Regions from separate parts of the Mus musculus genome. Here all the other regions are linked to region 3. Evidence: chromatin loops called from intact Hi-C (ENCODE). Cell type or tissue: heart. All regions are shown on one strand. Region 1 overlaps Gm31727 (a long non-coding RNA gene). Region 2 holds the start of Gm31983 (a long non-coding RNA gene). Region 3 overlaps Zfp703 (zinc finger protein 703). Region 4 has its middle 26 kb from the start of Thap1. Region 5 holds the start of Gm31843 (a long non-coding RNA gene). Region 6 has its middle 33 kb from the start of Gm31784.

The links. Peaks named below come from ENCODE experiments on the same cell type or tissue, not always from the same donor. Only the 100,000 strongest peaks of a DNase experiment are listed, where the experiment ranks them.
Region 1: it touches region 3 in a loop (4-fold over the local background); 7 of 42 quality-filtered maps call a loop at or near these places.
Region 2: a loop joins it to region 3, with 3 times the contacts of the local background. A loop is called at or near these places in 6 of 42 quality-filtered maps.
Region 4: it touches region 3 in a loop (12-fold over the local background); 19 of 42 quality-filtered maps call a loop at or near these places.
Region 5: a loop joins it to region 3, with 8 times the contacts of the local background. A loop is called at or near these places in 20 of 42 quality-filtered maps.
Region 6: a loop joins it to region 3, with 9 times the contacts of the local background. A loop is called at or near these places in 28 of 42 quality-filtered maps.

What each region holds. Positions count from the first base shown.
Region 1 is chr8:26,270,228-26,275,227 of GRCm38, forward strand. Gm31727 (a long non-coding RNA gene) reads left to right here. Exons shown (of 5, transcript XR_870272.2): 3 at 3,242-3,387. Among named protein-coding and RNA genes, the nearest start is that of Gm31727, 5.8 kb to the left of the region's middle. In heart, a CTCF peak has its summit at 2,044 (motif pointing right); no DNase peak of the experiment used is centred here; H3K4me3 peaks cover 971 bases; H3K27ac peaks cover 407 bases; H3K27me3 peaks cover 3,968 bases.
Region 2 is chr8:26,466,502-26,471,501 of GRCm38, forward strand. Gm31983 (a long non-coding RNA gene) reads right to left here and starts at 2,058. Exons shown (of 3, transcript XR_378839.2): 1 at 2,002-2,058. In heart, a CTCF peak has its summit at 2,115 (motif pointing right); no DNase peak of the experiment used is centred here.
Region 3 is chr8:26,979,369-26,984,368 of GRCm38, forward strand. Zfp703 (zinc finger protein 703) reads left to right here. Exons shown (of 2, transcript NM_001101502.1): 2 at 1-2,094. The coding sequence ends at 726. Among named protein-coding and RNA genes, the nearest start is that of Zfp703, 4.5 kb to the left of the region's middle. In heart, a CTCF peak has its summit at 2,535 (motif pointing left); DNase peaks (open chromatin) are centred at 223, 663, 2,503 and 2,879; H3K4me3 peaks cover 2,425 bases; H3K27ac peaks cover 1,269 bases; H3K27me3 peaks cover 996 bases.
Region 4 is chr8:26,181,306-26,186,305 of GRCm38, forward strand. No RefSeq gene overlaps it. Among named protein-coding and RNA genes, the nearest start is that of Thap1, 26 kb to the left of the region's middle. In heart, a CTCF peak has its summit at 3,067 (motif pointing right); no DNase peak of the experiment used is centred here; H3K4me3 peaks cover 551 bases.
Region 5 is chr8:26,378,941-26,383,940 of GRCm38, forward strand. Gm31843 (a long non-coding RNA gene) reads left to right here and starts at 2,806. Exons shown (of 3, transcript XR_378836.2): 1 at 2,806-3,213. In heart, a CTCF peak has its summit at 1,945 (motif pointing right); a DNase peak (open chromatin) is centred at 1,961.
Region 6 is chr8:26,342,706-26,347,705 of GRCm38, forward strand. No RefSeq gene overlaps it. Among named protein-coding and RNA genes, the nearest start is that of Gm31784, 33 kb to the left of the region's middle. In heart, a CTCF peak has its summit at 2,555 (motif pointing right); no DNase peak of the experiment used is centred here.

The DNA of each region.
Region 1 (5,000 bases), 710 kb before region 3:
TCCTCCCCCTCTCCCTCCTCCTCCCTCTCTTCTTCCTCTCCCCTCTCCTTCTCTTTCTACTCTGTAGCCCTGGCTGTCCTGAAACTTGTTCTGCACACCAGGCTGGCCTTGAACACAGAGACCCACCTGCCTCTGCCTCTGGAGTGCTGGAATCAAAGGTGTGTGCCACCACTCCTGGCTCATAGCTTTATTTCTTGATTCATCATTTCCTCCTTTCAGAGAATAATTGTGGTCTCACCTGGCAGTGCCAGTTATATGGAAGATGCCTGAAACCATCCACTCTCAGATTGCTTACAGTCTTTATCCAACCAGCTTAAAATGATCATTTTCTTCCTCTAATATCTTTTTTTCCCCCCGGTTTTATGAGACAGGGTTTCTCTGTGTAGCCCTGGCTGTCCTGGAACTCACTCTGTAGACCAGGCTGGCCTCAAACTCAGAGATCCGCCTGCCTCTGCCTCCTGAGTGCTGGGATTAAAGGCGTGCGCCACCACGCCCAGCTTTTCCTCTAATATCTTATAAACACATGTCCTCTTGAGGTTAAGAAATATGTTGCTACTGTTTGAGCAGAATAGATGGCAGTTGGAGATAAAGGGCTGAGGAGACACTAGTGGAAGAGCCACCAACTTACAGGGCCAGCTGTGATGTCACTCACTCTGAAGTCAAGCTCCTATGAGCTCTAGGGTTCCAGGAGCCATCAGGATTATGGTCCCACAGGACAGATATTCATATGTGCACAGGTAACATAGAGCATATAGCATGGGTCAAATGGAAAAGACTAGACTGGATGAAGAAGGCATCAGGGCTTCATGAACACATTCACTGTGCAAGTTAACGGAAAAGGTAAAAGTAGAGTGGAGCACAAGAGAGGGGTCAGATTATACTAGTTAGAGAGGGCTATTAACTGAGTTTGCTAAGGAAAAATCCACTTAAATTATCGAGTCATTTCATTAATTCCTTAGAGTAATATCTAAAGTTAGTCTAACTGCAATAACAAAATACTTTTGATAGTATATATAAAAGAAAGTTCATTGATTTCTCATAGTACCCAGGTGCCAGCAGATTCGGTGATTGGAGTGAGCTGTTCGCTATACACGATGCTTCCTTGTGGAGCCTTCGAATGCCCACATGAGGCGCAACCCAGACCTTCAGACCTTTTTGTAGAAATTTAATATTTTGTCTATCATGGTGAAGGTCACATGACTTGGTCACTTCCCAAATGCCCAATTTCTTAATTATTAACCATCCCATTAGCCAGTGAGTTTCACCAGCAGTGTCCCCATGTGAGGTGGTGAGACAGGGTTTCTTGTCATCTCTAGGCTGCCCATATCTCTTACCCAGGACAGTAACAGTGCAGAGGATTCCTGGTTGATAGCCGGTCCTAACTTCAGAAAGGGTGAAATGTTTACATTGCTTTTTGGAATTGGAGACTGAGCAAGTCTCTTTATTTTCATTGGAATTCCCCTTTAATATAGAATAAAAGGGTGACCAGTTGGCTGGATCAGCGGGTAAAAGGGGCTTGTAGTCAAACCAGACGACCTGGGTTTGATATAAAGGCCCCCGTAGTGGAAGGAGAGACAGACTCCCCTAACTTGTCCTCTGACCTCCATGTGAGCTCTGTGAAGTATGAAGCAAAGGAAGTTTTGTCCTTTACTGTGTTTTTAAAACAAATAGCTGCTTGCCTTATCCTTCCTTTGGAGGGATGGAAGGAGGATATGGGAGGTTTAACCCTGCTTTTTTTTTTTTTTTTTTTTTTTTTTTTTTACTAGAAAAGGTAAAAATGTGGGCAATCTCAGCCTTTGACTAGTGGGACCACAAAAATCTCCATTCTTTTGGCAGGATAAAGAGCCTCTAGAGTGAGCTGTGGAATGCAGGTCAGTTGTCACCAGAAGAGAAGCCAGATCACAGAAGTAGCTTTTTGTCCCTTTAATTTTACAATGCCTTCTTTTTCCACAAGCCTTTTTTTTTCCTCGTAAAGATTTACTTTATTTTATGCATATGTGTGTTTGCCTGATGTATGTAAGGCACATGCAATACACATAGAGGCCAGAGGAGGGCACACGATCCCCTGGAACTGGAGTTTCACGAAGTTGGAGTCCCCACCAGGTCCTGGGAACCAACCTGGCATCTCCACCAGAACAGAAAGTGCTTTTTCATCACTGAGTCCCTTCCATAAATCCTTGAAGTGTGCTTTTATCCACCTTTTCATAAAGTAGGATCTCTTAGCCAGGGGCGCTGAGGTTCCAGGATCTCAAAGGGAAGGGTATCTCAGAAGGTAAAAAGTGATTTAGCCAGGAGACCTCATGATGACCACGAGAAGGAAATAGCGCTGCTCAACAACCACTAAAGGAGTATTTTGTTTTCTCTGGATTTTACTCTTTTTTTTGGGGATGCTATCTTTTCCGAGTTCTAAACAGGGTGCATCCATCTGTCAAACTGAAGAGAAATAGAGAGGCGCTCGAGGTAGCTGCTGTGCAGAAGAGTAAGTTATAAAGAAATCTGACAAAGCCTAAAAGCAGGGTGGGTGGTGTTAACTCCAACCCGTGGATCTCACCACAGTCACTTTATGGAAAGGGGACCCTGTGAGGGAGCCGCTCTACCACCAGCAATGCCTAGGCCTTTCGCTGCAGCAGTGGTCCACGGTTAACTTTGGATGTGGAGGTCTCCACGGGGGAGTGCTCTGTACAAGTCCGTGTGCTGTCCAGGATCCGTCTGAGAAACACAGAGGGTTGCTCATGTCAGTGCTTATGCCTAGAGGTCCTAGTAACTGAGACCTCTGCCAGTCCTCTCCCCTGGTCTGTTAATAGAAGGGTGGCTTCACCAGAGGTCAGAAGTAAGCATGCTGTTCTACTAATTGCCTTCCAAATAGCTGGAATGAATCTTGTAAGAAGCAGAGGACCGTCTCCAGCCCAGAAAATATCAATGGTGGTGGGGCGGGGGCGGGGGCGGGGGAGGGGGAGTCAAAGCTCTAATAGGTGTAAATGTGGATTTCTATAAATTGGACAGATCCTCCTCCGTTACGCAACCGACCACGAGTGTGTGCGACTTGTATAGGGTAACTACCCTTCAGGAAAAAGAAAAGAAAACAAAACCCTAATTGGCAGTATACTATCGTTATAATTAAAAGTCTCTTTTAACGGGAACAAAGTTTATTTCTGTAGAAACTCGGGAGAGAAGGTGCCTGAGCTCTGCACAGAGGTGCCAGCAGGTTTGAACTGCCTTTCTCTTCCCTTTCTTCTGACAGTCACAGGAAGCCTGAACCCCTTTGACACTCACCGCTCGATGACAGATCCTCCCGGAGGACTCGACAGCTGCAAACAAATGCATTGTTCTTCTTGTCAACCCGCCGCTGAAAGGTGATCCGGAGCTGTGCAGCGATTGGCCTCATTTGTGAGTGTTAGCAAGCGCGGGGCTGAAAGCTTGTTACCCTAGAAAGGGAAAGCTGAGAACAAGTTCTTCAAATCAGGCTAAAGCATCAGGGAGCTGTCAGCGGGGCTCCGAGGGGAGGAAGGCCCTGCCCCCAGCTGGGGATCAAGCTCTTGTTCCACCCTACCTCGCCCCAGCTCATCTCTGGAAAGCAAGAGTCACAAAGGTGTGCTGGGTGAGGAACCGGCATCTCAGCTGGCTTCCATCTAAGCACTGAATCACAGTGGAGGGAGAAGGCCTGTTCAGGAGTTCTTTAATCACGCACCCTTATGGAAGAACAGGTCCCCCTGAATCAAGGTGGGACCCGCTGCAGCCTCACGCTTCTGGCAATGTGTAGTACTTCATTCACTCCTATTTGTTGACCTGTCTTCACTAAACCATGAATTCCTTAAAGACCGATTGAAGGCAGGGGCATTGGCTTTGGTTGGGTCCAAAAGCTGGCTTCATCTTGTGCTCAAGGCCAGCTCTCAGATCTTTCCACAGCTCAGTTCTCTAGGAATTAAATTCAAGAAAGAAATGGGAGGTGGCTCTGGCTGAATTCTACACATCTAAAATTCATATTTAAACGCTGACTCCCAGCTGGGCAGTGGCGACACAGACCTTTAATCCTTGGGAAGCAGAGGCAGAGGCAGGCGGATCTCTGTGTTTGAGGCCAGCCTGTGCTACAGAGAGAGTTCCAGGACAGTCAGGGATACACCAAGAAACCCTGTCTTGAAAAATAGAAAAATACTGACTCCCAGTAAACTATATTGTGATTGCATTTAGAGATACGGCCATTAAGGAGGTTACTGTGACCAGGTGAAGTGCTGTTTGAAAAGAGAACAAGGACACATCCACGCACAGAGGAAAGGCCACATGGCCATGCAAAGCGAAGATGACTGTCACCAAGCCAAGGAAAGGGGCCTCCGCGGAAACCTAATGACATGTTGGTCTTGGGCTTCCGGCCTCCAGGACTGTAAGAAAAGTGAATCTCAGTGGCTTTCCCTTCCCTAGGGCTCAGCAGCCTTGGCAGCTGATACACAGCACTGTGAGAAAGAGCTCAGCAGGAGTGAGCTGCATCCCTGTGCACAACTGTGGAAAACACTTAGAAGGGGAGCTGGGCGTGTGGGTCAGTGGTTAGAACACTTGCTACTCTTGCTGAGGACCCAGGTCAGTTTCCAGCCATCCACACAGGGGCTCACAAACCATTTGTAGCTCTAGTTCTGGGGAATCTGAGGCCTTGGCACCTCTGTTGGTACCAAGTGCACGTGGTGCTCACAAATACTTGTAGGCAAAGCACTTATTCACATAAAATAATCTATCAGAAAGACCACAACAGCAATGAAAACCACTCTGTAGATGCTGGAGGCTAGAGACCCTCTGGGAAGGGCACACGCGTGCACGCGCGCGCGCGCACACACACACACACACACAGAGTGCAAACCATTTGTGGAACCATGGCATGTCCGTGGTTTTGAATGTCCCAACATCTTGGGAAGCTGATTGGTGATTGTGAAAGAGAAAGAGAATGTATCGGTCTGGTAATAGGGTTTCTGAGGAGATGGGCCCCCCATTAAGCCTCAGGAGAAAGAGTTATC
Region 2 (5,000 bases), 510 kb before region 3:
CTGAGGCTAGAAAGTACTAAACTACTTCCAAGCCACCCATTGGCAGCAAAAACGTTTGAAAATGGCATATAAATAGCATTCCACTGAAAAAAGATTTCTGAAGAGGTCCAGGCACATTTAGTGGGTATACTTACATGCTAGATCTGTCCCAGTCACAGGAAAGGGAGGTTATGAGACATCAGATATATGGAGGCTACAGGGACTACTGGGGACTTGCTGTCCAGGACCCTGCAGTTCTTATATTCTAGCAGACAGGATAGAACTCAGCCTGAAGAATAGCAGGGGCGTCACACAAAGCTATGGAGAAGCAAATGCTCAGCGGTGGCAGTGGGGAAGGAGGCAGGAGGCAGGGGGGAGGGGGCAGGAGGCAGGGGGAGGGGGCAGAGAGGAGGGGGCAGGAGGCAGGGGGTGGGGGAGGGGGCAGTGGGGCAGTGGGCAGGAGGCAGGAGGCAGGGGGAGGGGGCAGGAGGCAGTGGGCAGGAGGCAGGAGGCAGTGGGGCAGGGTGCAGAGGGCAGTGGGCAGGAGGCAGGGGGTGGGGCAGGGGGCAGTGGGGGAGTGGGCAGGAGGCAGGGGTGGGGGAGGGGGCAGTGGGCAGGAGGCAGGGGGAGGGAACAGGAGGCAGTGGGGCAAGGGGCAGTGGGCAGGAGGCAGGGGGCAGGAGGCAGGAGGCAGGGGGCAGGGGGCAGGAGGCAGGGGGCAGTGGGCAGTGGGCAGTGGGCAGGAGACAGGAGGCAGGAAATGCATGGAGGACGTTTGTGGAAGGCCAAACATGGAGAATGAGGAGCAGGGTATTCCTGGGTGAAAAGGGTCTGAGGTAATCTGCCCCTGCTGCTTTGGGAAGAAATGCCACAGAAAACCTTGTCAACACTCAGTCATTCATACAAGATTGACAGGAAGGATTGCAATCTCCGAGTTCCTGAGGAAAAATACCCATGGGCCTGTTCAGCATGGTTGAAGGGATGTCAAACAGTCTGGAAACCTCTGCTAGTCCCACTGTGTAGTTACATTTTATGTGCCAGGCAGCTCTCCTCAGGGACCAGAAACCAAGGGTAGAGAAGGGTTATGAGGAGCAAGGAAGGGGCCCTAGGAACAAAGAATAGACCTCAGGGTAAGGAAACGTGTTTCCGGGACAGGGAAGAGATCTGTGGATAAAGGAAGGTATCCCAGGGTGCAGAGGAAGGATCCCAGAAGCAGGGGAGGTGTCCTGACAGCAAGGAAGGGGTCCCAGGAGCAGAGGAGGAGTTCTAGGAGCAAGGAAGGGTTCCTGCAGTAGGGAAGGGCCCTGGGGGCAGGGAACACGTCCAAGGAATAGAGTATGGGTCTTAGAGTTGGGAGGAGGCCCTAGGAATAAGGAGGGAGTCTTAGAAGTAGGGAAAGGTTCCCAGGATGAGGGAGGAAAGGAGTCCTAGGAGCTAAGAAGGGGGTCCCAACAATAGGAATGATGGTCTAGGAACAGGGAAAGAATCTCAGGGGAACATGGAAACATCCCAGGGACGGGTAGGGTCTTGAGACTCCTGGGCAGGCTATCACTGGGACTTCTGTCCATCTTGTAATACACAAGAGATAGTGAGACTCTACTTTTTACTATTATGGACAAGACAGTATTTGTTTATCATATTTGAAAAATAAACTTGAAAGGGCACAAAGTTATTGTGTCCATCCCTAAACAGAAGACCGTAAAGTCCATTGGTTAGAATATAAGCTTCATTGTAAAGAGTTTCATCCAGCCCAAGTCTGGATACAGTTACCCCATTCTGTCGCCGTATAGCCCTTCTTGGTTTTGAGGGAGCAAATCTAAATCCTGTGTTCTCTAAAGGCCCTTGATGTGTACACAGCAAGCAGAGCAGTCATTTGAAGGGGGGGGGTCCTGAGAAATCCAACTTCTGTTGAAGTATATGCGATCAGCCTCTTTTGGCCTTCAGAGAGTGATCTCAACTCTGTGTGGAACAGTCAAAACAAAAACAAACAAACAAACAACACACACAAAACAGTGGACTCACCAGAAGAGAAAAATGGTTCTTCATGGCTCTGTGCACAGTCCCCATCTCCCTCTTCCTCCTCTTTCTCTTCTCCTCATCCCCCAAGCCCTACCCCTCATGTCCACACAGCAGGGGTCACTGTGTACCAGCAGAGGAGAAATCCAGTCTGGCAGCACTAGGCAGGGTCTCTCTAGTCCTGGCCCGGTCTCTGAGGGGATGTATGAAACTTAGCTACATTTGCAACCCTTCTTCCTCTTCCTTACAGAGAAGGAATAGCGAAAGGAATCTCTGATGGAGATTAGGCAAAGGTAAGGCTAGCTGAGGAGATTTTGTAGCCAAAAGGGGCCAGCAGACCATGCTGTTCCTCAATATACTCTGATCTTTGACCTCTGAAACATCACTATGACCCTGTCACATTACTGTGACATGCTCTTTTCAGGCACCAGTCCCTTGGCTAAGGGTCCTAGGTCTCATAGCCATGCAGAGTGAAGCTGAGAAGGCCCCCCAGGGCCACCCCTGCTGGCTCTCTTGGCCCTGAGGTCATGAATCATAGCTCCTGAGGCAGAGGAAGCAGTGCCCAGGGAGAAAGCCACATTTCTCAGAAGACTCTGCTGTGTTCATTTTAATTTGTGTTTCCTAAGACTTCATTTTAAAAACATCCTTCTGTCTAAACAAAAGCTCCAAGCCCCCAGTAAAATCACAAAAGTACTCCTCTAGAACTCGTGGACCAGCCTTTGTGGGCTACCTGGTCAGTCAGAGTAGGGGAAGATGACCTAATGTCCCTGGGACAATACAAAATCAAGGCTGTCTCACAGTTAAGGCATGGATGCCGTCATCGGGACCCCTCCTTGGGCTTGCCACCATGCCAGCCCATGTCCATGTGAGGATGACAGCCCTGGTTTTCATCCTTGAGCCAAGAGGACTTCAGAAGTTTCTACCAGAAAGCAATGCAAAATGCCAGCAAGCGTTTCCAGAGGACGGTGTGGAAATGCTCACAGCTCTTACCAGATAGAAGGAAGAGGCTCTGCCTAACTCAGCTGCTGAAGCCCCCATGAGATGAGTTCTAATGGGTAAGGTAAATTATTTTTTTTCTACTGAAGCACAGTTTTTTTTCTCTCTTTTTGACATGCTCAGTAGAATAAAAAGAGGGGGAATTGGAGGGCCAAGACCCAGGGAGAATGGAGAAATGCGTAGGCCTTTAATGGAGGCTCATTTGGGTGAAGGACTCAGAGGTCCCATGGGGCCCTGAGAATTAAACGCTGTCACTCAGGTCCGAAAGCAGAGTTGTCCGGTTTGCAGACACTTGTCATAATTAAGCTAATGGCTCTGAAAATGTGCCTTGATATTAAATCTATCTCCACCGAGGAGCAGGGCTGATTAAAACCGCAGCTTGACAGTTAATGATGAACCTCTGCTTCCTGAGCTCTGGGACTGAACTGGCCAGTTTACACTCGTCCCCCTTCCCCTTCTGTCTGGCAGCTGGCAGCAGGCAGCAGGCAGCAGGCAGCAGAGACCCCTTGACTACCCTTGCCTCTTCCTCTGAGTAGCAGGCTTTTCATCTCCAGCCACACCTCACAGGCTCCATTCTGCCTTTGAAAGAAAAGAACTCTCTGCTTGAAAGATGCTTTTGAGTTAGCACCTAGCTAGAAGCATGGCAGTTCTAGCTACACAAGAAGAAGGAGAATCAGGGGCAGGGGCAGAGGCTGTAGCCAGCTTTTTAGAGTCTTATCCAGCTTTTTAGAGTCTTATCTGGAGGATGGAATGTCGAGGAGAGCGGCCATGCTCAGCCTGACCTTGGTGTCAGAAAAATTCAAGTTCAAGACGCTCAGCTGTCTGTTTCCTGAATCTGACTTTGGCCCTGATATTCGGGCAGCACTGGGGCAACTTGAAAAAGTCAGAGGGAAGTCGCTCATTCTGAGATGACTAGAAGGCTATAGATGCTCACAGCTGCTCTTGCCAGGGAGAGACTCGGTGCTCGAGGGAGAAGGTGAAGAGCAGTAGCTCTAGCCCTCCCACTCCGGGACTCAGATTCTGCCAAAAGTGAGAACCCAAGAAAAGTTAATCAGAAGGACTCCTGTGCACTAAGTAGTCCAGAATTTTAGCTTATAGGCTGTGATATCTCTCATTGCATCTCGTCTCACTTTATATTATTAACCATTCCCAAGGATATTTATTGGTTTACAGTTTTGGCCCTCTCAACACAGAAGATGGAGCCTTAGAAGAGCTGGCTGGTCTCCTCCATTCACAACCCAGGACCTTCACAAGCAAATAGAAACCAGCAGTATAAAATGTACAGAGTGGATGGGGGAGGATCTGTCTCCCTGTCCTCTCCAGTGTGACACCTGAGTCCCTTTAGAAGCTATCAGACACCATACCCTACCCTTGGCTCTCATGGCTCTCCTTCTAATGCCCTCCCATTTCAAGCTAAGGGATTCCTTGCCTGGGGCAGCGCAAGTACTTGGGGCTCACCTAGGTGAAGGAAAGAGAGGGTTCCATGTGCTTTGTTGCTCATTGTTAAAGAGGGGGGCGGCCTTGCAAAGCAGCAGCAGCAGTGTCATCACCACGTGGGCTTGTTACACATCCTGCCATTGTTTGAGCATCAGTCTTGTTGATGGCTTGCTTGGTGCTCTTCTTCTCAAAGGCTTCCTGTGATCCTAACACCAAACCTTGCCCCGTATTTCTCCATTTTGGAAAATGTGTCAAACGGCTTTAGCCCTGGGACGAGTGAGTACCAGAGCTGGAAATAAGGTTCATGCTGGTTGTTGCTCCTGCCCATGAAGATAACTGCCTGGGCACCAAAGTGCAAGACAGACTTTGAGCCTACGCCAGGTTTCAACTTCTTTTTCGAATGAATTTTCTTGTTGGGCTGAAGTGAATTATTTCCCCTTTTCCTCCATCTGTTTGGAGTGCGGAAGGGTTGCTCAGTGCTGTGTTTCTTCTTTGTTTTTTAAAATTTTTGTTTCCTACTCTTATAAAAATGCCGGATTGCAGGTGTAGCGGGGCACACCTATTAATCTCAG
Region 3 (5,000 bases):
CTGGGCCTGCCACCAGGCAAGCCCCCCAGCTCCAGCCCGCTCACGGGGGCCTCCCCACCCTCCTTCCTGCAGGGATTATGCCGTGACCCCTACTGTCTAGGAGGCTACCACAGCGCCTCGCACCTCGGCGGCTCAAGCTGTTCCACTTGCAGCGCGCACGATCCGACCGGGCCCAGCCTTAAGGCCAGTGGCTACCCTCTGGTGTACCCGGGGCACCCCTTGCAACCTGCGGCGCTCTCCTCCAGCGCCGCCCAGGCCGCTCTCCCGGGCCATCCTCTCTACACCTATGGCTTCATGCTGCAGAACGAACCGCTGCCACACAGCTGCAATTGGGTGGCGGCCAGCGGGCCCTGCGACAAGCGCTTTGCCACCTCTGAGGAGCTGCTCAGCCATCTACGGACTCACACAGCCCTGCCGGGCGCAGAGAAACTTCTGGCCGCCTACCCCGGGGCGTCGAGCTTGGGCAGTGCCGCTGCAGCCGCTGCAGCCGCAGCCTCTTGTCACCTGCATCTCCCCCCGCCCGCTGCCCCAGGCAGCCCCGGGTCGCTGTCCTTGCGGAGTCCACACACTTTGGGGCTAAGCCGATACCACCCCTATGGCAAGAGCCACTTATCTACAGCTGGGGGCCTGGCAGTGCCGTCCCTTCCCACAGCCGGACCCTACTACTCGCCATACGCACTGTATGGACAGAGACTAGCCTCCGCCTCTGCGCTTGGATACCAGTAACCACAGCTCTGGCCCCTCCCAGCCCTTCCCCACCCACCCCTTCCTCTCACGTCCCACTGCCTTCGACGCTGCAAGCTCCACTACCGCTTACCCCTACCAGGATCCAGCCCAGCCCCTCCCCCACCGGACTGTGTATTTATTTACTATAATGTTAGCTTACAAGCTGGGAACATAAGTGCATTAATGACCACATGAGTCAGTGGTATGCAAAAAGTCTGTCTCCCCCAAATAATAATATTAACCACCCAGGTAACTCCATGATTCCCCCCACCCCTCTCCCTTCTTTTGCTTATTTTCTTCTTCTTGGGTATATGTTTTAAGGCTTTGGGTTGTTTGATTTTGACTGGTTTGGTGTTAAGGAATGAAGGAAGAGTTGGGGTCCTACACTTTCAGTTTCCCCCATCTTGGGAAGTCTCTTGCATGAGTCTTAACTGTTAAAACTGCATATCTTCCCTTTTCCTTCCCACCCCATCTTGTTTCATTCCATGTGAAGTTTTAATTCTTTTTTTTCCCTTTGTACAAAAAAAAAATGTAACAATTTGGGGGGGTTCAAGGGGGAACAACTTGGTGGCTGGAGGTCTTGAGCTCTGATGAACCAGAATTCTGTTGGGCTGTGTGGTACTACACAACAAACCCCCCTCCCCCCACTTCCCACATGAGCACTTGGTTCTAGGCCCTGAGCCCCCAAATCAAATCACAGCCTTGACCCTCCAGGGTGCTCAGTTCGGGAAGTCCCTGTGCCACCAGCAGTGACCCAATGGCCTCCAACTGAGCCTGCCAAGACTTCTACCTTCCTGGCCCCTCAGGGACCCACACCTTGCGGTGCAGTCAAATTGCCGGCTGACAGGGACCTGACACATCCAATTAAATGTCTTAGAAGGCCCCGCTGGCACGAAATTGCTCTTTATATTTTGTGAAGTACTTTATCGTTACTATTTTATTTTTTCTCTCCCTAGTTGGGACTGTGACCCGCCCCCTCCCCTGGCGATAGGGGTGGGGTCGGGGATCCTTGATGGATCCCTCCAAAGCTTACCAGTCCTCAAGTCAGCAGACCAGACAACTTTAGGAGCTCTGTTGGGGGCAGGCTGGGGACTCAGGGAGCCCTAGGATCAGAGCACTCCCTTCGCCATGTCCCAGACCTGAGCCAGCAATCGCCAAAGCTGGCATTAGGTTTCCGTGGGTTCCTGCGGTGGCTAGGATTAAAGACTTAATACAAGTCTTCTCCCCAACACCTTCCCTCCCTCCCGGTCTTACGCAGCAGCGCTGGGGCTTCGGGCCGGCCTCGGCTGCGGGGCCTCTTGTGGGGTGAACAGAGCTCTCCCTTGCTAAGACTATTTTGTTAATAAATGGAATACTTGGCTATATTCACACCGTGGTGTGTTTCTCTCTTGCTTCACCCATGGTCCCACTTCCAGACACCTAAGTGGATACCCTTGTTTTGTTGAGGGCTTTTTTTTTCCTTAAAAGCTTAAGGATTTTCTTCTGAGACTGCGGTTAACCTTTCTTCTAGGAGGGGACTTAGACCAGTGTATTACAAATTACATAAAACCATCTTTACACCCCACCCCATCCCCCCAGTTTAATTGTTTGGCTCCCAGGGATACTTCAAAGGCCTTGGCATTTCCTGGGGGCAAAGTGGAGCGAGGGCGCATGTGAAAGTGGATCTTTCTCTGGGCGGGAATTCAAGGGCTACAGGATAAGAGAGGGAACCAGGAAGGAGGGCTAAAGCTAACTTCCCCTGAAGCCTTCCTTCTCCTAAGCCCGGCTGGAGGGTGAGCAGAGACGTGCCTCTGGCGCCATCTAGTGGCAATATGGAGGGCAACAGGCTCAAGGGCCTCAACTTGTTCTAGTCTGACCTTTTGCAGTCCTCAAGATTGAGGATTTGTTCTTGATGCTCCTGAGTAGAGGTTTCATGAGGCTTGGAGGCTCTTCTTCCAACTCTGTGTTATCAACCTAGGTCCTCTGCGACTCGGAACCGGTTTGTTTTTGCTGAGAATTCTCAGCAATGATACATGACCCTGAAGCTGTTCTGACATCGGGAACACCAGATTCTAAGACCTGGTTTCCTACCCGATTTCTTGTCCTCTCACAGTGGAAAACAGATGCTGTTTAGTAGGGTGTTGGCCCAGTACTTGCCTACTGCGTGGAATACCCAGGTCCCCAGTCACCAACTGCCTAGTGCCAGTGTGGACTGACTCCTTTCCACTGGGGGGCAGCCATAGCAGCCGTGCAGCAGACCCTGGGCTGCCAGTTCCTTCAGACTGTGCGCACACACTGCCTGGGTGCCACCGGGTGGGTGCCACCGAGCTTTGGATCTGTTGTTGCTGCGACGCTTTGCCCTCTTCGGGAGGGTAAACTACTTAACAGGTAGTTTGTACCGGACAGTCTTCCGGCTTCGGAAGCTTGATAGGTAAGAGTCCACAGCACAAGATGGGGTATGGGGTACATTCTCTATCTATATGTATCAAGTGTTCACAAACTGAACCCTTGGTTGAGGCTCCATGGAAGGCCGCGCCACTCTGGACTCTTCAGTACAACGCGCGCACATTTATGTGTCCCCAGATCTGTGTATCTAGGCAAAATTCTTCGTCAGTTAAGAGACGATCAAGTTGTTTTGTTGTTCTTATTTTTACTCCGTATCGGTGCTGGCCACTTAATGACTGCATGTCCCAGGGAAAGTAGCCTGGGCTGCTGGCATCCCTGGACTCCGGGAGGACATGAGTCCAGGGCAGACTGTGACAAGCAGCAGTGAGAGTCACCCTGAGACCAGCCCCAGGTGGGCATGGGGAGTTAGTGGCGTTCAGTGATCCACTCTACACGCCTAAAATGCAGAACTACCTCTACCTCTCTCTCTCTCTCTCTCTCTCTCTCTCTCTCTCTCTCTCTCGCTCTCGCTCTCGCTCTCTCGCTCTCTCTCTCGCTCTCACTCTCTCGCTCTCGCTCTCTCTCCCCCCGCCCCCTCTGTTGTTTTCTTTGCAATTTACTTTTTCTTTCTCAGCTTCCTTTCCTCCCAATTTCCTACTTTTTTTTTTTCTGCAGACACCTGTATGTTTCTTCCCCAACTCCTGTTAAAATGAACCGAAAGGGCTCCTAAAATAGAAAGTCTTTGGGTTTTGTGGTCGATAGCTCGTCCTCCCTGGGAGCACAGAGACTTCTTTGGTTAGGAAGGGAGATGAAAAAAGACCCTCTCCCTAGGTGATAAGTCCTCTATACTGAAAGGAAGCATTGCTAACAGCTGCTTGGTCTTCACCTTTGGCGTGGTTTAAAAAAAAATTGGAAAATGATTGCACTTGGAACTAGGAAGGGTTAGCTGAGCCTGGTTGAACTAACCTGCCCCAAAACACCATGGTAACCAGACACCTTCCCCCACTTATAAACTGAAAACTTTCCTAAGAAGTTGCCCATTGTAACATTGGTGGAGAGTTTACTTTGTTACTTCCATTGCTTGATTCCCACTAGTTGCCATTTTCATAGAGAGGGATCCTCCCCACCTCCAACAGCTGCCTATTTGTATAGTTAATATTATCTGACAACTCCCACCTTGTATTTCTCTACCTCCTTTTCTCCAAATATCTCCTCCTCCTCTTTCCCCTAAATCTCCCCCAGGCTCCAGAATGGGACCTGTGTTCCCAGGACAGCAGGGTAGAAACCACAAAGCCGGGACCTGAGATACTGACACTGGCTGTTCTTGGCTCTGGGTTCTATTTTCACACGTTGCTGGGTTATTTTTGTGGTCCTGAAGACAGCAGAGAGAAGAGAAGGAGAAAGAGGGGGGAAGGCTTGCCCCAGATATAGGCTTGACTCAAACAGAGTTGGGTGTGTTTTATCCCCCACAACTATACCCTATCTTCTTTGAATTCCACCATTCACCATTCGTAGACAGCTCTGATCGCCTTGCCCAGTCCGTCCAACTATAGTGTATTTGTATCAGAGCTAACTCCCTTCTGATTCATGTCGGGGTTGGGTAGAATTCGTCTTGCAATAATCCCGAGGTCTGCACTTTATTAATCATTCCGTAGGGGAAGCTGCACTCCAGTTTTCTGTTTGATTCGATTTCATTCATCCTGTCTTTTTACAGAATAGATGGTCGAGTGCATCCGATAATGTATGGTTTAATTTGGAGCACTGTGGGCTTGAATTACCATTTTCATAATGTGCTGTGCATTAATGTGTTACATCATTTATAAAGAGGAATGTGCTAGATTTCAAACTTTCTCCTCAAAGCCAAAGTCACCTGAAGGAAACAAAGCTCAGATCACATCTCCTCATCTCCT
Region 4 (5,000 bases), 800 kb before region 3:
CTGTAGACCAGGCTGGCCTTGAACTCAGAAATCTGCCTGCCTCTGCCTCCCAAGTACTGGGATCAAAGGCATGTGCCACCACTGCCCGGACATACATTTTCATTTCTAAATATCTCCATTGCTGCCTCTCATACCTCCAGCCCACATTCCCTCTGATTCTGGACTTCTCTTTCCTTGTGCCTATTTCATTTCATAATTTAAATACTGATACCCTTTGTTTTAAAATCTATGAATCAGCCAGGTGGCGACGGCGCATGCCTTTAATCCCAGCACTTGTGAGGCAGAGACAGGTGAATTTCTGAGTTCGAGGCCAGCCTGGTCTACAGAGTGAGTTCCAGGACAGCCAGGGTTACACAGAGAAACCCTGTCTCAAAAAAAAAAAAAATCTATGGGGCTGGTGAGATGGCTCAGTGGGTAAGAGCACCCGACTGCTCTTCCGAAGGTCCAGAGTTCAAATCCCAGCAACCACATGGTGGCTCACAACCATCCGTAAGGAGATCTGACTCCCTCTTCTGGAGTGTCTGAAGACAGCTACAATGTACTTACATATAATAAATAAATAAATCTTTAAAAAAATCTATGAATCATATCTCTCCAACCAACATCTCTCAATGCCATGCCTGACACACAGGGCACAAACCAGTGGCTATGTCTCTGAGCAAAACAAACATTAGGAATAGACATGGGGCACAAGGCTTCCTACTGCCCTTGTGCCTTTATTCCTTTATTTAAAGAAGACCTAAAGGATTATAATATATCAACTCACATACATCATACATTACTCATATATCAACGGACATAGGGGATGTCAGAACCATGTTGGATCTTTTCTCAGCAGCTCTAAAAGCAAGGGAACTACAGGCCTTACCAGAATGCTTAGGTTTAACACACAGTCACACTGTAAGATACAAAAATCAACGTAAATACAAATTAGTAGCTTTCATATATGCCAGTGACAGACTTATAGACAAATGAATGAAAAGTAAATCCCATTCTCAGTAGTTAAAAAAAAAAAAAAACAACAACAACCGAACAAACCACAAACGACAAAATAAAACACTATCTGGAAATAAACCTCGTGAAAGACCTCTCCAAGGAAGCTTCAACCCCCACTCCCCCTCCCCCCCACAAGGGCCCACATGCTTAAAATTAAAGAAGCTATCAGATGATGGAAAGACCTTCCATTTTCTTGCATTGACAGAATTAATATTGTGAAAAGATTATATTGCCGAATATGATCTCTCTCTGACTCTGTCTCTGAATTCCCACCCCCGTACCCCCAAGGTCTCACTTTGTACCCTAGCCTGGAATTTTCTTATATAAACCAGGCTGCCCTTGAACTCACAGAAATCTCCTCTTTCTGCTTCCCGAGTGCTGGGATGAAAGGGCAAACAGTGTTCTTCAAAGAAGAAACACAAATGGCCGGGACAGAGTGGAGGGAGGGAGGGAGAGAGGAGAGAGTTCGAGATAGGGTAACTGGAATGAACTATATATGTGAATAAAACTGTTAAAGAATACGTTCAATAAAAATTATAATAAAGAGAATTAAAAGTTGTAGAAATCGCAAAACACTTCAGCTTATCACTTACTATTATTAGATACTAAATTGGGAAAATTAGGTGGTATTTGAATCCTAAATTACTGATTATGATAATAGTAATGATTTTTTTAAAAAAAAAACCTAGTTCTGATGTTATGGCCATTTTTCAGATGATAATAAAAATGAAAAATATATGCTGAATAATTTATAAGAACAGAACAAGTGTTTTAAGGGATACTAAAAAGAACCCTTATTGCTACAAAGTAGTATAAACTTGTGGCATATTCATACCTTGAAAATATGCAGATCAGAAACATTGATATGCAAATATTATGTTTTGAAAAATAATGAGTACAAGTAAATGCTATTTTAATTTAACCTTATAAAGCTAGTCCGTTCTAAGAGGGGGTTATTATGCTTGAATAACAGTGCATAGTCTATATAATCAATTAAATATAATCTTATACAACAGAAATCTTTAAAAAATCAATCTTATAATGAGGATGGATGTGAAACTATAATGGCATTGTGATGTGATTATTTTCTTAAAATAAATTCCTATCTATATTAAGAAATGTTAAACATCCTTAGTCATCACGGAAACGCAAGTTTAAACCATTTTGAGGTTCAATGCATCCCAGTCAGAACAACTATTGTTGAGCAAACAAATGACAAGAAATGCTGGAGAGGGTGTGAGGGAAGAGGGGCTTTTAATCACAGTTGGGCGGACTATAAACCAAGTCCAGCCATGATGGAAACCAGCACGAAGCATCTTCAAAAAATAAATTCATAGAACTATATGATCTATCTATACCACTCCTGGAACCCCAGAGACAGTTGTGTATTTATATTTATTGCTGCTCTATTCACAATGACAGGGAAATGGAATCTGCTTGGATGCTCACCAATAGGAAGACAGAATTGAAAACGTGGCTTCTATCTGGAATTTTACTCAGCTGTGAAGGAAAACAATCACGAAATTTGGAGAACAATGAATGAATTTGGGAAAATATTTCTTTCTATATAGTACCATTGAATTATTAGAAACTATTATTTCGAGTGTGGGATGACAGACTCACATCCTCTTTCATATGTGGACCCTAATTTTCAATGTGGGAATAGGCTACAGAACTAGGTATGAGGACAGGGGAGTCAGAGTGTCAAGAAAGGGGTTGGCGACACCGTGACATGAGAGCGGACAGACAGAAGGCTAGTGTGGTAGGCATGAGGTAGGGGCGGAGAAGGCGAGGCCAGGGTCAGAGGAACAACAAAAACAAATTTTGTTTGAAAAAATCCCACAACGGAACTATTTGTGTAATAATAAAAATTAAAAAAGAAATACCAGGCCTCTTAAAAATGAAAGTTTAGAAAGATAATTAGCAACGAAAAGAACGTGAATACTATTTCCTGATATAGCAATTCATAATTCAATGCTCTACAAGAGCATAATGGTTAAACAACAGCAACAGAATAGCAACAACAATAAAAGGAACAGCCAGGCGCCAGCTCGTGGTCATTTCAACATGCCAGACGATGGCAGCACAGTACCACGAGACAGTCTCAGCTTCCCAAGTCCCTGTGATTAGCGAGGAGACTGGAGTGTGAATCAGACCATTAATGACCCAAAGAAACATCTTTCTGGACGGAAATGCTTAGCCTTGTAGGGTTAAAGGAACCTGCACTCCTGTGTGTGTGTGACAGTTGTGACAGTTGTTGATAGAGTTGAATGTGCTTCCTTTTTGTGTTTCCACCTCAGTTTAGATCCATCCTCCGTCTGCCTGTCTGTCCTTCTGTCCCTTCCTTCCTTCCTCCTTTCCTTCCTTTAGGAAGGCTTCAGCCGATGACAATATGACCCCGCTGCCTTTGGATCAGCGAAAGTTTCTGATAGAACATTCCATGGTTTTGAAACCAGATGAATGGTATGCCCTTCCTACTCCCTTTTAGATAATTATATCTTTATTGAGCTCGTTGAATTTTTTTTTTGTTTCTGCCAGTCTCTCCTTCTCTTACTATGCTCAGTACGAATTTTAAAGGCTTACGGTCGCAGCGACGGTTTGAGAAAGAGGAGCATCACCTCTGACGTCACAGTAGCGTCATCATCAAGCGAGTAAGCCATTATCTCTGCACTGCTTCCCAACCCTGAGTCCTCTTTGGTTGCTTCCGCTTTCTAAAGTAGAACCGCACCGGTGGCTCTTTGCGAAGAAGTTCGCAGTGTATTTTACGGAGTGTTAGGCAGCTAGGTGGTGAACACTCTCCGTACTCCTCAGTCCCTTCGATGTGTGACTTCAGTCCACTAGCTTGAGTCCTTGGCAGGGTCCATGTTTCTTTGGAAGGATGATAAGATTGCATGTCTTAATGGTCTAGATGAAAATGTTAGTCCAAAAGAGCATGCAAGCAGATAATAATAATGGAAAAAGCATTATAAGTTTTCCTGGCCAATAGTAATTTTTATATGTGTGTTAATTATATTACCCATTGATATATAAATGCGCAAAGAATCTCATTTCTTTTTCATGGATGAAATACAGATAAAATGGAAATGGAGAAATTCCAGTAGGATTTTATCTTAACTCCTCTCAGATGACTGTCTGGGGATTTGGAGCATAAACAGGAAGAAGTAGGCTAGTATTCGTCCATGAGTGGACTTTTCCAAAACTATGGTACATTCCCCTTTTATATGGGTAGTTTGGTTGTGGCTTGGCATCAGATTTCTGATCAAAGTAGCCTATTCTAGGAGGTTAGTGGTATTAAGATTAAGATTTTTTAAAATGATTTTTTTTGGTTTATTTATTTATTTCGTGTATATGAGTACACTGTCACTATCTTTAGACACACCAGAAGAAGGCATTGGATCCCCACTACAGATGGTTGTGAGCCACCATGTGGTTGCTGGGAATTGAACTCAGGACCTCTGAAAGAGCAGTCAGTGCTCTCAACCGCTGAACCATCTCTCCAGCTCTTAAGATGCCATTGTAATAAAACAGAAAAGTTATTGATCTTCTTCTCCCTGAGAAGGTGGAGGCCCCGACCCCAGGTATCTCCCCACCCTGGTACATCAAGTCTCTGCAGGGCTCCACACATCTTTTCCCACTGAGGCCAGGCAACGCAGCCCAGTTAGGAGAATGTATCCCACAGATAGGCAACAGCTTTGGGGATCGCCTCACTTCAGCTGTTCAGGGCCCACATGAAGACCAAGCTGCACATCTGCTACATAAGCGTGGCAGGGCCTAGGTCCAGCCTGTGTATGCTCTTTGGTTGGTGGTTCAGGTTAGTCGACTCTGTTGATCTCCCTGTGGAGTTCCTGTACAGTTCGGGGTCCTCAACTTTCCCCCTTTCCTTTTAAAAAGGCAATTAGGATGTAAAACTTAAAATTGAATTGTTGCAATAATTTCCAACCCCAATAAGCCCCCCCCCCCTTTTTTTTAAAGGTGGCTCAGCAGTTAAGAACATTGACTGCTCT
Region 5 (5,000 bases), 600 kb before region 3:
TAGGAGTATATAGGGTGGACAAAGGTCATTGGCTGAAGGCTAAGGGTATGAGGTGAGATGCCTCATTAGCATGGGGAGGCATTTCAGGAATCTCAGATGCTTGCTGATTCGGTTCTTAGTTTCTTATCTTATTGAGGAGAAAGGAAGCTTAACCTGTAATTTCACCAGGCCTGCATGACATTCCACAGGTAGAGGGTATGGGGGTTTTGAGTTCCCCAGACAAGGTCAGAGAAGGAGAAACCCTACTGATAAAGGGAGTCCCCATTTTATGCCGAGCTCAGAAGGCTTTCCAGACAGTGCTAGACTGAAGTGTCTTAATTACCAAGGCCTGACAACTCTAGTAGAAAATGTTGACATCTCAGAGAACTCTAAGATTCAAGACAATAAAATGACTGAACTTAAACCCCATTTCTAGGTACCAGCAAATATCTCTGGTCACCCAAACTGGGAACATAAGATGGCACACATTTAGAGATCTTCAACTTCCATGGAAAGAACCTCTTGGTGTTTTGTCATATGTATTAGAATGTTTGATCAAAAATCTTCCAAAGAGGATGCATCCTGTTCTGTAACAGTATCTTCAGGAGGCAGGAACAGGTTTCCCTTTTCTGTGTGCTGGACAGGAAGTACCATTTGATCCCCATGGGTTAGCAGAAGGGGGATGCTGGCAACCACACTGCTATAGTAGGTGTAGAAGATGCTCTAACTCCTCAGCCATGGGAAATAAAAGCACAGGCATTTGATGTCTTGGCTTATTGAGATCATATCACTTATTTCTGATGTTTACCTGTGAGTCAAGAATAATTTTGCAAAACATTGTTAAATCTGGATTCTCATGACTCTTTCCCGGAAATCCCTTACCTGTCCCTTGAGTGGGTGTGTTACATTTTAGTGAGGGGCTGTACAGTTTGGGGTAATTCGGTTGGATGTTCCCCTGGTTCACAGTCTTAGTAGCAGCAATATGTAAAACAACACAAATCTCAGGTGCCCCAATGGCTGTCTCCCTGCCCTGCCCCCATCTTCTCTTGCTTATTTGGAATTAGAATGGCACACAAAAGACAGATCTTTAAAGTGTATTTAAGTGACGTTTATTCTTTAATAGGAATTATAGTTTTGTCTTCTCAGTTATCTTCAGAATAATCCTGTGGGGGTAGATTGCTTTTCTTTTCTTTTTTTTCTCCTCCTCCTCTTCCTCCTCTTCTTCTCCTCCTCCACTTCCTCTTCCTTCCTCTTCTTCCTCCTATTTCTCCTTCTCCCCCATCCCCTCCCCCTTCTTCTTCTGCTTCTTCTTATATCTGGAAACTGAAGCCAACATAATTAATCCAGGAGGCCAGCTCTACAGTTTTAAGCAGAACTCTGAGTTCCAAAGTCCCTGTAACTTCTATACTTCATCTTAAGATGAAATAACTTTTAAAAATATTTTTTAATGGGCCCAAGATATGGCTTAAGAGATCAGTGCATTTTCTGTCAAGACTGACAGCCTGAGTTCCACCCCCTGGACCCACACCATGGAAGGATAGAATGAACACTCTTGCAAGGCCCCCTATCATCTCTGCATGTGTGCATTACCCTGGGACTTATCTATGGAGCTCAGCCAGAATTAAATAGGGAATTTTCCAAAACCATAGTTCGTCCTGAAGTCCTCTTTATGAATTATGGTTCATCTTCCCTGAATTTTCCTGTTCTTCTGTCTACCTTTCTTGTTAGTTGGGCTGCAGGAAGCTTTGGAGCGAGGAATAGAAGAAAACAGGGATCAACCTGCACTAACAACTTTCTCTAAACTGGTGGAATATGAAATGACAGCCACTTAGAGAACTTAGTAAAATGCAGAACCTCACAGGGTGACAGTTAATATTTGCACCAAAGTCAGTTCAGGAAGAGAAGGAAACAGCTTACATGGGCTCTTGGCAGTTAACTCAAACATTTACCATACTTCTTTCTGACAGCAGAGGGCGCTACGCAGCACAGGATGGAGAAAGAAGAGAACAGGCTTAGATTTGTGCACAGTAGGTCAGACCCTAGCAACTCTAGTTCAAGTTAGTTTATTACTCTTACATAAAGCAATATCACATGGCTCATCTTTTAAAATTCTCAAATAGTGAATAGCACTTAAAATATGAAGCCAAAAATGCTTAAGGCTTGATATACTTAAATATGCAGCCATTTGTTTGTTCTTAGTAATACATTTTATCCCCTGTGGTAGGAACCATTGACAAGGAGGGAGGGAGAAAAGGAGGGAGGGAGAGAAGAAGTGAGGAAGGGAGAGGAGGAGGGAGGGAGATAGAAACAGAGAGGTGGGAGGGAAAGAGGGTGGGAAGGAGGAAAGAAGAGAGGGAGAGAGAGAAGGAGGGAGGGAGGGAGGAAAGAAGGAAGGGGGAGAGAGAGAGGTAAGGAGAGAAAGAGGGAGGGAAGGAGGGAGGGAGGAAGATAGAGAGAGGGAGGGAGAGAAGGAGGAAGGGAGGGAAAGAAAGAGTCAGTCTCTAAGAATTTGTTTTTATGGTCTACTGAGCTGCACAGCCTTCTATGCCTCAGTCTAGTCCCAAAATGCATTCCGTGGATAGGACGAGGAAAAGAAAGTGCCTGTGGTAAACTCTGGTGTCTGGGGTGCGGTCATGGGAGCCTGTAACCCCAGATGGCTAAGGCAGAAGAGTTGCTGTGAGTTTGAAGCCAGCCTGGGCTACATAATGAAACCTCATCACAAAAAGAGAATTAAAGAGAGAAAGAAAGGTAAAAAGGGGAGGAGGAGTGTGGAAGAGAAGAAGGGAGGGAAGGAAGGAGGGTTGGGAGGAAGGGAAGGGAAGGCAGTTCAGTCATGATTTTAGACAGTTTTAGAACTGCCTATTCCTCGACAGTTCTGTTAAGTTTCTCAGGGCAGAAGAACTCTGAGACCCAGTGCTGAGATTCGGTTCAGCCATTTCCAGGTCCGCTCCTGGGCTTATTTTATGTGATTTTTGCTCCATTTCCACAGTGTGTAATTTAATGATGGAGCTCAAAGCTTCGCGATCCCTACATCCTCTGATTGAGTGTTACAGTAGCTGGGTTCCTGCCTCCTTTGCGCACAAGCTCCCCCCCTCCTCCCACCATCTCAGCTCAGCTTCCCTCCAGTGATCCAAACAGCCTTCAGTCTGAAGGTTGGCTAGGCTATGCTGCTCATGCTTTTAAACCTGCTTCTCAGCCAAATACTGAGGCCCAAGGATCAGACAACCCCAGGAGGTGGGTACATAGCAGAAAGCTTGCTTTCTCTCACAAAGATGCACGGGGCACCTGTTATTCCAGATGTGATCCTAGGCTTTCAGCACGCAGTAGGGAACAAAATGGAAGAGGAGAGAATGCAGTTTTCTGAGGGAGCCGACATCCTCAGGGAGGGACAGATATGAAGACATGCAAATATCTGTCGAGTGGGACTGAACGCGCTACATAAAAAGGGAGCAAAGAAAGGAGAGGTGGGAAGCAGGTGCTAAGGGTGAAGATCTCACCCAGAAGGTGACGTGTTGTTAGCAAAGATGGAAAGGAGTTAGCTTGGATTCTCTATGCGGTATAAAAAGCTTCGGGGAGAAGCTTGAGCAAGGACTGTGGGTGGAGCTTGTGCCATGGGAGGAGCTTGTAGAAGGACTGTGGGTGGAGCTTGTGCCATGGGAGGAGCTTGTAGAAGGACTGTGGGTGGAGCTTGCACCGTGGGAGGAGCTTGTGCAAGGACTGTGGGTGGAGCTTGCGCCATGGGAGGAGCTTGTGCAAGGACTGTGGGTAGAGCTTGCGCCTTGGGTGTGAGGACTAGGAAGCTGCCTGTGTGTCTGAAGCAAGTTGAGAGGACGATAAGTGAATGATCTGAGGACTCAGAAGGTTCTTTTGGTGTCCCTGAGTGTATTAGTGTATGTGTGCTTGTGCATGTGTTGTGTGTACCTATGTGTTAGTTGTGTGTTAGATGTGTGTGTATATGTGTGTTAGATGTATGTATGCGTTAGGTATGTGTGTGTGTGTTAGTTGTATGTATGTGTGTGTATGTGTGTGTGTGTTACATGAATGTATGTGTGTGTGTTAGTGTATTAGGTGTGTGTTTTGGGTGTATATGTGCGTGTTCGGTGTGTGTATGTTAGATGTGTGTGTTAGGTGTATGTTTGTATATGTTACATGCGTGTATGTGTGTGTCTGTGTATTAGGTGTGTGTGTATGTTTGTGTGTGTATGTTAGGCGTATGTTTATGTTAGATGTGTGTGTGTTATGTGTGTGTATGTTTGTATGTGTTATGCGCAGGTATGTGTGTGTGCCTGGGTGTTAGGTGTGTTTGTGTATGTGTGTGTGTGTTTTCTGAACACTGGCTGTGCTACTTTTACATGCTGGACCGCATCAACTTGAGGGCTCACAATGCACGAGAGGGGCTATCTTGGCAAAGGGGGCGTGGTCTCAGAGAACCACACGGTCCAAGGCAGCAGGAGCTTAAAGAACATCTCCCCATACTTTAGCTGAGCAGGAAGCAGATTGGAACCAGTGCTGGACCTACCTCCATCCCTAGGCCCCACAACCTCAGAAAACAGTGCTAGCAGCCCAGCTGGAACCCGGTGTTCATAGGGATTAGACCTAACCCATAATGCCAGGGGAAGCTTGCTTTCTCCGACCACTGAACCCTTCTGCCAGTTTACCTTCTCTGCAAATGGAGGGACTGAAATACACCACCACATTGCTGTATTAGCTAGGATCAGCCCTAGTTCTGTGTTGTGAACTGGGAATCAGTGTAGCATGTCAAGTACCCCGAGTTAGACCTTGGGCTTCAACAGAGCTTTATAAACAGAAAGCTTTAGGTAGTTACCGAGCATTAGTATTGCTTTGTGATTATTATAAAGCCAATAAGTACCAACCATTGTTAGCAGGGGTGGCAACAAATATCCCATCACATAAACCCTACAGGGATTTTTTTTTTTTTTTTCAGCAAGAACTCTGTGTATGTGTGTGTGTGTGGGGGGGGGGGGTAGGGGTAGGAGTTGAGGAGGGGTGGTGTGTGCAAC
Region 6 (5,000 bases), 640 kb before region 3:
AGAGTAGAAGAGGGGCGCGGGATTAGATGGTGCTGACTGAAGGATACAAATCTCAGTTATAAGTCTCAAGAACTTCACGTTCAGCGTGTGATTCTAGCTAACTAGGTTGTGTAGTGTACTGGTATCGAACAGGAGAAGGCTGTTTAACACACACACACACACACACACACACACACACACACACACACACACAGTGTCTTGGTTTGTTTTCTATTTCTGGGATAAAACACTATGACAAAAAGACAGTTGGAGAGGAAAGGGTTCCTTTGGCTTACAGACCCTGATTGGTCACAGTCTGTCATTGAGGGAAGTCAGGGCAAGAGCTGAAGCAGGGCAGGAATCCGGAGGCAGGAACTGAAGCAGAGGCCGTGGAGGAGAGTTGCTGGCTGGATGGCTGATCTTGATGCCCTCAGCTTGCTTTCTTATTGCACCCAGGAGCTCCTGCACAGGGATGGCCCGCTCACAATGGGGTGGGCTCTTCCATATCAATTAGAGATCACGAAATGCCCCCACAGACTTGTCTACAGGCCAATCTGACGGAAGCATTCTCTCAGTTGAGGTTCTGGGTTCTAGCCCAACAGATCTTACTTAACCTGGGGTAGCAACCCCTTTTGGGGTCGAACTACTACCCTTTCAAAGAGATCACCTAAGACCACTGGAAAACATATATATTTACACTGATAGATCATAACAGTAGCAAAATCACAGATATGAAAAAGTAACAAAAATGATTTTATGGTGGGTTGAGAGCCACTGGTCTAGCCTTTGAGTCAGGGCCTCAAGTTGTCCAGGTTGGCCTCAAACTTGGTCTGGCAGCAAGGACAGCCTTTACTCTGATCCTCAGGCCTCTGTTTTCCTGGTGCTCAGGGGGTAGGTGCACATTTTCACTGCAAGCAAGGTTTGTTAATTCACTTGAATGCGCCACTCATTTCCTAATGAGCATCAAAACATAAGCGGTACGCTTTCAATACATACACTCTCCTTTAAGAGCGTAGCTACATTCTAATAAACAAAGGGACATAAGTATGCAAGCCGTAGCGTTAGCCCGACAAATACCTTTGCTGACTAAGCAACCACGCTGCTCCATGGTAGGCATTACCTAGGTCTAGTGAGGTATAATTTACGGCCGTATTACATGCAGGATGGATATTAAGCACGAGTTGCTCAGAGTATTCAGGGCATATGTACGTCTGTGTGTGCACGTGTGTGTTCACATGTGTATGTGCAGGTGTGCAGACACTACGGCAGCATGGGGTCAGAGGACAACCTTGGATGTTGCTCCTTTTTCCCCCACCCTGTTTGAAGCAGGGTATCTTGTGTCTTTTCATCACACACGCCAGGCTCGTTGCTGTGACTTTCTGGGGGACCTTCTCATTTCACTGAGGTATGCCGGAGTCACAGGTGCACTGTACCACATTTGGCTATGTCTGGGTTCTAGGGATCTGAACTCTGGTCCTTACATTTGTCTGGCAAATGCTTTATCCACTGAGTTATTTCCCAGTCCTGTTTTTTTTTTTTTTTTTTTTTTTTTGTTGTTGTTGTTGTTGTTCTATCAACTTAATACAAGCCACAGCCATCTGGGAAGAGGACTCTCCCTCTGTTGAGAATGCTTCCATTAAAATGCCCATAGGTTAGTCTGTAAAATCTATAACGCATTTTCTTTAGTGATAATTGGTGTGGGAGGGCCCACTGGGGACACCGCCAGTGTCCTGGGTTGTATAGGAGCAGACTGAGCAAGCGATGTGAGCATCACTCCTCCATGCGCTCTGCTCCAGTAGAGCCCTAACTCCAGGCTCCTGCTTGAGTTTTTGCCTTGACTTCCCTTCATAATGGAAATATAAGACGACATAAACCCTTTCCTCCCCAAGTTGCTTTTGGTCATGGTGTTTCATCACAGCAGTGAAAACCTAAATGGAACACACTTCTTCCCTGTCTCTCTGTTTTTATGTGACAAGTGATTTTGTTTCTTAACTGAATTGTGCTTGATTGGCAGTGATTCTGTGCATGAGGGACAATACAGCTACAATGTCTAAGTAGCTCACAGCCCTGACTAGTCTCCTATATTTCTCAGAACCTGTTCATGAGTGGGAGAGGACTAGAAAGCAATTATATTTAATATATATAATATATAATATTATATAATATATAATGTACATAATATATAGAATATTATATATACATATATATATGTGTGTGTATGTCTGTGTATATGTGTATATATACATATATATATTCCTTTGTGAATAATAACTGGATGGAGTCCACTAGTGATGCCCGCATTCGCGTGGATATGTGGTCATCCACTGAACAAAACATGGACTCCCAAGGCAGAGAGTTCCTAGACTGAAGCCAACTCCAAGATAAAAGGTGAGACTTGTTTATGAAATGGATGAAAATAAGCAATAAGGTGGAGGGAAACAAAGTTTGGATTTCAGGCCATCATTTTTATACGGGGCAGGACTTAGGAAGCTGAGGTCCAGGGAGGGACCAGGGAGCAGAAACAGAAGAGTGGTAGGAACAATCCGTGAATGAGGCAGCTGTAGCTCTACACGACGGCCAGCAGGGGGAGCTGCAGCCCATTCTTCACCTCACACTGCCCAGGTGAGTAGCTCAGAGTCCCCAATCTATTTACTGCTGAAAGACTTGGTTAAGCCACTTAACCTTTCTGTTCAGTGGAGGTGACAAAGTGGAAGTGAGGGTTAAATGAGATACTATGGGGACCATGCATTTATATAATAAGGCAGCTCCGCGAAATGAGAAGGGACTGTACCAGACATTCAAAATGAGACCCCCAGCCTACTAGAAGACGGTGCCAAGGGGTAGCGCACCATATAACAAGGGAGGCTGTTGCAGTTATTGACCATTTTAGATCTTGGTTTTGTGGAACACTAGGTGCCTCATTTCTTCATGTTCAGAGAGAGGTCATATATAGGAAGTCCAGAACCCGGAGTTCTGTGCCTTTAATTTGCAGGGAATCCTTGCATTGAGGTGTGTTCCTCCTTTCTTTGACTGTTCTTGGCAGAAAGTAGCCACATAAGCTTGGGTTCAGGGTCTGAAGCCAAGGTTAGGAGGCTGACCAACACGCTACCTAGCTGTCCCTGAGGTTTGGGGACCTTTCGGCTCACACATGCTCAGAGACCACAGAGGGCTTGCACATCTGAAGAGATGAGGGGCAGGCTGACCACATCAAAGTGATCACCTATCTGGACATTTCTTAAGGCACAAGTCCCTCAGCCATCATGGTGGCTGTCTCTACCTGCCTAAACTTGGAAGAAGAATAAGATCTGGCCTGGACCACTGTCAAGGGCTGGAGGATCTCGAAGAAGTTTCCTTAAGGTGACTATCTACAGCCCCTTTGTGGGGGCCTGGGCCCTCATTATCATTTACTACATTTTCTCCTAAACACCCCAAGGACTTTTCTCTGGAATAAATGAAAGACTAAGTTACTTTAGAAATAATACTACTTTTCATTAAAACCTTTTCCTGACCCTTCCAGTCTTGATGACATATTTCCTGTTCCATGTGACTGGGTTCCAAACTAACAATTCTAATTTTCTACTATAAGAGGGGAAGTGTGTGGCATCCTTTGGTCCCTCTGTGAAAACCCTCCTTTCCATCAGTAGCCCAGGAAACCACCCTGTGACAGAGTGAAGTAAAACAGAAGCGGGAAGGTTGTTTCCAGCCTTTCCTAGAACCCTGGGGAAGGTGTCTCCTAAGAGAAGGTGATGGCTTTGATGCGATTATAAGGAAGAAATGTGGGCATGGAACAAGGAGTACAAGGGTAATGTGGCCCATTAGCCTGACTAAATAAGAGACATGCAGAATTTGTCTCAAGAGTGTACCAAGATGCTCAAAACAGAAACTAGAGTTGAAATGTTCCGGAGCAGGCACTATCCATCAGAACACCTGTCCGTATGTGGATGCTCTGGCTGTCCTTGAAAAAAATGTTCTCAGTTCTCTTTCATGCAGGAAACTTGGATGCCTTTGCTGATTATTTTAGTTTTATGGTGCTGTGGATTGAACTCAGGCCCTTGCATGTTCTAGGCAAGAGCCCACTTCCAGTCCAATATAGAAAACTCCTAGGATGTCTGATGCCAGTGTCTCACAGGATAGACTTGATTTACAGTGTGTGATAGAGAAAAAGGTCACTCCAACCTTCTAGAGCATTCCTGAGGATTAACATATTAAGGAGCCATACTATACAAGACAGTGGCTACTAGCCACATGACATTAAATGGCAGCCACAAAGTCAAATGGTCTAAAAGTAAGCAAAATAAATCTGCTGAAATGACAATGATCATATATAGAACCTAATAGCTTTGGGCCACTCTTTGATCATCCTGAAATGGTCTATGACAGCAGTTCTTAACCTGTGCGCCTTGAACTCTTGGTGGCAGGGAGTGTCAAATGACCCTTTCCCAGGGGTTGCATACTAGATATTAACATAACGACTCACAACAGTAGTAAAATTACACTTATGAAGTACCAAGGGAAAAATTCTATGGTCTGGGGGTCCCTACACCACGAGGAACTATATTAAGGGCTGCAGCATCAGGAAGGTGGTTAGGAACTAATCTGTAGGATGGAGGTACTCTGGAACTTCGGAACTCCTCAGTTCTTCCACTGACACCCCCCCTCCCCAGAGGACTAAGTCCACTTGTCTTACCCTCTTCCCAGAGCCATGAACCTCATGGCCAAGGTCAGCTACCCGAGCCTCCAGAACTCCTGAAGGAGCTGACAGCCACAGAGATGTGTGGTGGAGGCTCTCCACTCATCACCATCCTGGACAAGAGATTCCTGGCTTGCTTCACCTCACAGAGCTGGTGAGTGGCACAGTAGGGAATTTTTTTTTTCTTTTTTTTGAAACAAGTGTTTTTCTGTGTAGCCCTGGCTGTCCCGGAACTCACTCTATAGACCAGGCTGGCCTCGAACTCAGAAATCCGCTTGCCTTTGCCTGCCAAGTGCTGGGACTAAAGGCGTGCGCCACCACTGCCCGGCCA